Linked DNA regions of Homo sapiens: region 1 is linked to region 2. The links are chromatin contacts, found by Hi-C or POLR2A ChIA-PET in ENCODE. All regions are on one chromosome and are shown on one strand. The core of a region is the stretch at or near the end of the contact, and the rest is flanking DNA. Distances in the headings are between cores, read along the strand shown.

Region 1 (2,700 bases), core at 48-2,547, 190 kb before region 2:
CATGTATATTAACACTGGCCTGTGAATAAACTGACAGTTCTTAAATGATATGAGATAAACTTATTTTCTTATGAGGAATTCACTTTTGCCTTGAACTTATAGTAAAATGATTATTAGTTCAGTAAATTATGACTTCAATATGTTTTGATCCCTTTGCAATAGAAAGACTGTCCAGATTTCATTTCTTGATGAAACGATGCTTTGGGTAAGTCTTTTTAGTTATTCTCATGCTCTAGCAAGTAGTACTCTTAGCTTTATAGCCATAAACTTTCCAAGTGGAAAAACATTCACTAAGGGTCTGCTAGTTTTATTTTTTTAGTAATATCCCACCCTGGTTTAATAACATTCCACAATATTCCTAATATTTTAAAGGATGTATTAAATGTACGTATACACACACATACATCACGTGAAAATTGATTACAATCTTCTTTAACTGGTAATAAAATGCATATAGTACATTTACATTGAGATAAGATATTAATAAAATAAACAATGTGGGTCTTACAGCAACAAAAAGTACCTGGAGAGTCCACTGTCCAATTTGAAACAATTTGCATCATTCCCCAAAAAGGGGGCACCAGGTGTGGTACGATTTTTATCTGTGTATTTCACAGGCAAGGTCTGGTTGAGATGTGGTGGTAGAAGTAAAAAGTATTCAGTTACTGCTCAATTACCAAATGTCCTAGCCATTTTGTCTCCCAAATCCTTGCCTTTTTGAAAGTAAACTTTGAAATTAATATGTCACTCAAAGTCACCGTGAGGATAACATAAGAAGCTAACATCTTTCATCTGAAGTGAACCCAGACAGTCTGATCCAGGCTACAGTAAGTAAGAAGCCAACTTCTTAGGGCTTACATTGTATTTAAAGGTTATTCTCAAGCGTAGTTAAAGACTGTGGTTTTCCCATAGAGCTGATAAAGGGTAGTTGGTATTTATTTCCTCGTTGAAGTGGCGCCACCATGTGGCATTAGCGTCACACAGTTTACAATTCACTCAACCAGGTGACTTCAAAATTAGGAGATTTTTTACTTTTTTTCATTTGGAAACATTTGTATCATTTTAAATTTTGTGCATAAAGAGTGATTCAAGGCTGGGCATGGTGGCTCATGCCTGTAATCCCAGCACTTTGGGAAGCCGAAGCAAGTGGATCACCTGAGGTCAGGAGTTTGAGACCAGCCTGGCGAACATGGTGAAACCCCATCTCTACTAAAAATATAATATTTAGCTGGGCATGGTGCCACGTGCCTGTAATCCCAGCTACGTGGGAGGCTGAAACAGGAGAATTGCTTGAACCCGGGAGGCGGACGTCGCAGTGAGCCAAGATTGCGCCACTGCACTCCAGCCTGGGTGACACAGCTAGACTCTGTCTCAAAAAAAGAGTGATTCAATTTATACATGTTTATTATGTGATTTCAAATTACCATATTCAAGTTCACATAAAATATGAATGGGTTGTGTTTTTGTATAGCAGTATACATAGTGCTTAAGAGAATGCACTTTGGAGCCAGTTAGCATAAATTCAAATTCCAGCTCTGCTACTTACTCTGTGTATAATATTGAGCAAATACTCTGTGTATAATATTGAGCAAAGTACCCAACCCTTCCAAGTCTCAGTTTTCTTATCCGAGGCGGGGGGATCACCTGAGGTCAGGAGTTTGAGACCAGCATGGCCAACATGGCAAAACCCTGTCTCTACTAAAAATACAAAAATTAGCTGGGTGTGGTAACAGATACCTGTAATTCCAGCTACTTCGGAGGCTGAGGCAGGAGAATCACTTGAACGCGGGAGGTGGAGGTTGCGGTGAGCAGAGATGGCACCACTGCACTCCAGCCTGGGTGACAAGAGTGAAACTCCGTCTCAAAATATAAATAAAGAGAGAGAGAGAGAAGTATCTGGCACCTCCCCTCTCCCTTGCTTCTGCTCTGGCCATGTGAAGTGCCTTCTCCCGCTTTGCCTTCTGCCATGAGTTAAATCTCCCTGAGGCCTCCCCAGAAGCTAAGCAGACGCTGGTGCCATGCTTTCTGTACAGCATGCAGAACTTTGAGTCAATTAAACCTCTTCTCTTTATAAATTAGCTAGGCTCAGACATTTAGCAATGCAAGAACAGCCTAACACAAAGGCAGAAACCTCATGACCTCAGCACCTCCCAGAAGGCACCTCCCAACACTGTTGCATCAGGGATTAAGTTTCCAACACATGAATTTGAGGGGACACATTCAGACTATGGCACTGTGTATATGAAACCACAACATTTTGTATTAATTAAATCACATCTTAGAGAAAAAATTACAAGTACATTTGCATAGAAGAAAATAGGAAGGTATACTATAACACATTGGGAACAGTTAGCTCTCATGGATGACTTTTATTTCCTTTTTGCTTAACTCTATTTTCTCCAAATTCCGTAACCAATATATATCACTTTTGGAATGGGGGGAGAAAAACCAAAGACAAATTTTATTCTAAAAAAAGAGAATTATCTCCTGAATGTGAATAAAGTACTTAAAAGCTCACTATTTAGCAACTGAAAACCATATTCGGTAAGACTGCAATTCATGACAGACCTTCCTACCCTTATTGCTATTGGCTGAAATTCCTGAAAATATAATTTTGCTCATTTTTAAAAAACAAATACCCCTGTAATCCCAGCACTTTGGGAGGCCGAAGCAGGTGTATCACCTGAGGTCAGGAGTTTG
Region 2 (2,700 bases), core at 69-2,568:
TCAACAATACATATTAATTTCCTATTAACTATTGGTTTCTTTCTAGATATTAGAATACAGTTTATATTCTGAGAGGGATTAAGGGCCCAGAGTCGGGGAACTCACATTGTAAAGAGGGAAACTGCTTACCACAACCAAGCATTTTCAATGAGGAAAATCTGAAAATAATGAGGAGGCTTGATCCAAAGGGCCAAGCTACCTAAAATTACAATGGGCAGTGGGGATCTACTAGAAAAAGGTGTCACAGAGACACCTTAGAAACATGGCAGGAGGGATGATGAAAGAGAGGAGGGATTTTCAGGTTGAAATGAAAGACTTTTTTTTGTTTGTTTTTTTGTTTTGAGACAGAGTCTTGCTCTGTCGCCCAGGCTGGAGTGCAGTGGCCCAATCTCAGCTCACTGCAACCTCTGCCTCCTGGATTCAAGTGATTCTTCTGCCTTAGCCTTCTGAGTAGCTGGGATTACAGGTGCACATCACCGTGTCCAGCTAATTTTTGTATTTTTAGTAGAGATGGGGCTTCACCATGTTGGCCAGGCCTATCTTGAATTCCTGACCTCAAGTGATCCGCCCGCATCTGCCTCCTAAAGTTCTGGGATTACAGATGTGAGCCATTGGGCCCGACCTGAAATGAATGACTTTACACACGAATGCAATAATGTTAACTCCCATTCCCTTCTTACTGTCTGTCTTTCTTCTTTGCAGCTCTAAAGGTCAATGAAATGCAGACCTAAGAGAGTATGCAAAGAAAGCAAAGGTTTGACACAGGACTTCCTTCCCAGAAATTTTAGGACTAGAGTAAGGCTGTGCTAGGAAACTCACCAGACCTGGAGCCAAAGGAGCTGGGTATTCAGCCTTGCTTCACTGGCTATGTGACCTTGACCAAACTTTCTTGATATTTCATTTTTCTATTTGTAAAATGGAAGCTGTAATTTCTCTTTTTTCTTTAATTTCTTTTTGTTTCCCTAAGGTCTAAGATGGCTGCTAAGAAATAGTAATTTCCTACCCAGTGGGTAGGAAAGTGTCTGACACATAAATATTAAGCAAAATATTTACGCTTATTCACATATTCAATTAAAATTCATAACTTCAGTTTCTTCATCGGAGGATGAGAATAGTAATGGTAACACAGGGTTATTATAAGGGAGGTAAAGTGGTTTATCAATTACAAAGTCCCGTACATGTATCAGGTCATCATTATTTAAGACATGGGAGGTTGGCAGGGGTCGGTGCGGGGCAGCAGGTTCTCAAAAATTTAGCTTAATGCGCCACCTAGGGATAGACTACAGTTCTGCATTAGTTTTAGAAAAAGCTGAAATGAGGTGAAACTGAAATGATTTCTGCTTCCTGAATTTTATGAAGTCAGGCATATCTAGACCCTCTAGCTTTCAAAACACCTGTTTAAAAGAGGTCTGTAACAAAATTTATCTTTCACGTTGCCCAGAAACGACATGTGGAAGAAAAAATGTGCATGAGAGCACTTTGCGTGGAGACATTCTCAATAAATGATTAATTCAGTGGTCCCCCATATTTTTACCTTTCTTTTGTTTCTTTTTCTTTCTCAGAGATTTTTTTCTTTCTTTCTTTTTTTAGAGACAGGGTCTCACTATGTTTCCCAGGCTGGTCTCCTCCCTCAAGCAATCCTCCTCCCACCTCACCCTCCCAAAGTGCTGGGATTACAGGCGTGAGCCACTACACCCTGTCCCCCTGCCTTTTTTTTAGTGTTTTACCCCCAAACATAGACGTTTTACAAAGATCAGTTAATAACAGCGCATTAATCGATTTATCAATTTATTCTATTTCTCCTTTTTTTTGAAATAGGGTCTCACTCTGTCACCCAGGCTGGAGTGCAGTGGCACGATCCTGGCTCACGGCAACCTCCACCTCCCAGGTTCAAACAATTTTCCTGCCTCAGCCTGCCAAGTAGCTGGGATTACCAGCGCCCTCTGCCACACCCAGCTAATTTTTGTATTTTTAGTAGAGACGGGGTTTCACCATGTTGGCCAGGGTGGTCGTGAACTCCTGAACTCAACTGATCTGCCCTTCCAAAGTGCTGGGATTACAGGCATAAGCCACCACACCCGGCCTCTATTTCTCATTAATCAGAGACTTTAACCCATCTGGAACTATCGTTAAGTGATCTAATGGGTGTGGGACGCACTATAAAGAGCTGTCATAATATGAGACAACATAAGGACACCTGAGACCTTAGTTAACCTGCAAGTGCTTTCACGATTAGCACCTGACTTCTCATAGATATTTTTTTAAATATTGGGGAAAATGTAATCCTGCCTTCAAGTAGATCACAGTTTAGGGAGAAGACACCCATGTGTAGTTAATGGAAACAATAGTTTTGAAATTTACTAATTTGCTGGTGTCCCTTGCATTTCCTTGTCCTCCCCCTGACTTGCCCCGTCTTCTGCAGAGGCATCCATTTGCCCAAGAGGGAACTAGGACTGTTACAACAGGAACTCAAAGAGGACGCAGTCCATATTCAGTTTTGAAATTCAGAATAGATACCTGGAAAGCACAGAAAGACGATAGTCTTAAAAGCCAGGCTTTGTCATGAAAGAATTTTCTAAGTTCCTTTGGCTCCTAGAACTGTGTCAGAGTCACTAACTCTAAGCCTAAGTCAGATGACAAACTCACTTCCATGATGCAGAAGGAATACTCCTGCTACCATTAAGGGACTTAAGGCTCCCT

Evidence for each region. Hi-C counts contacts between places; a loop is a spot of excess contacts on that map. ChIA-PET counts read pairs that join two places held with the same protein, here RNA polymerase II (POLR2A). Pooled maps may share reads with other maps.
Region 1: a pooled map shows a loop between it and region 2 (5-fold over the local background). The contact joins two enhancer-like sites. A Hi-C loop is called at or near these places in 2 of 37 single-sample maps with no recorded cell type and 3 of 50 pooled maps. POLR2A ChIA-PET finds 5 or more read pairs at or near these places in 1 of 52 experiments (H1).

The regions. Positions count from the first base shown.
Region 1 is chr15:59,723,353-59,726,052 of GRCh38, reverse strand. No RefSeq gene overlaps it. Among named protein-coding and RNA genes, the nearest start is that of BNIP2, 35 kb to the right of the region's middle. Within about 2 kb of position 1,297, at least 3 of the 41 ENCODE cell types and tissues checked have a DNase peak (open chromatin) inside an H3K27ac peak, as active enhancers do.
Region 2 is chr15:59,531,534-59,534,233 of GRCh38, reverse strand. No RefSeq gene overlaps it. Among named protein-coding and RNA genes, the nearest start is that of GCNT3, 79 kb to the left of the region's middle. Within about 2 kb of position 1,318, at least 3 of the 41 ENCODE cell types and tissues checked have a DNase peak (open chromatin) inside an H3K27ac peak, as active enhancers do.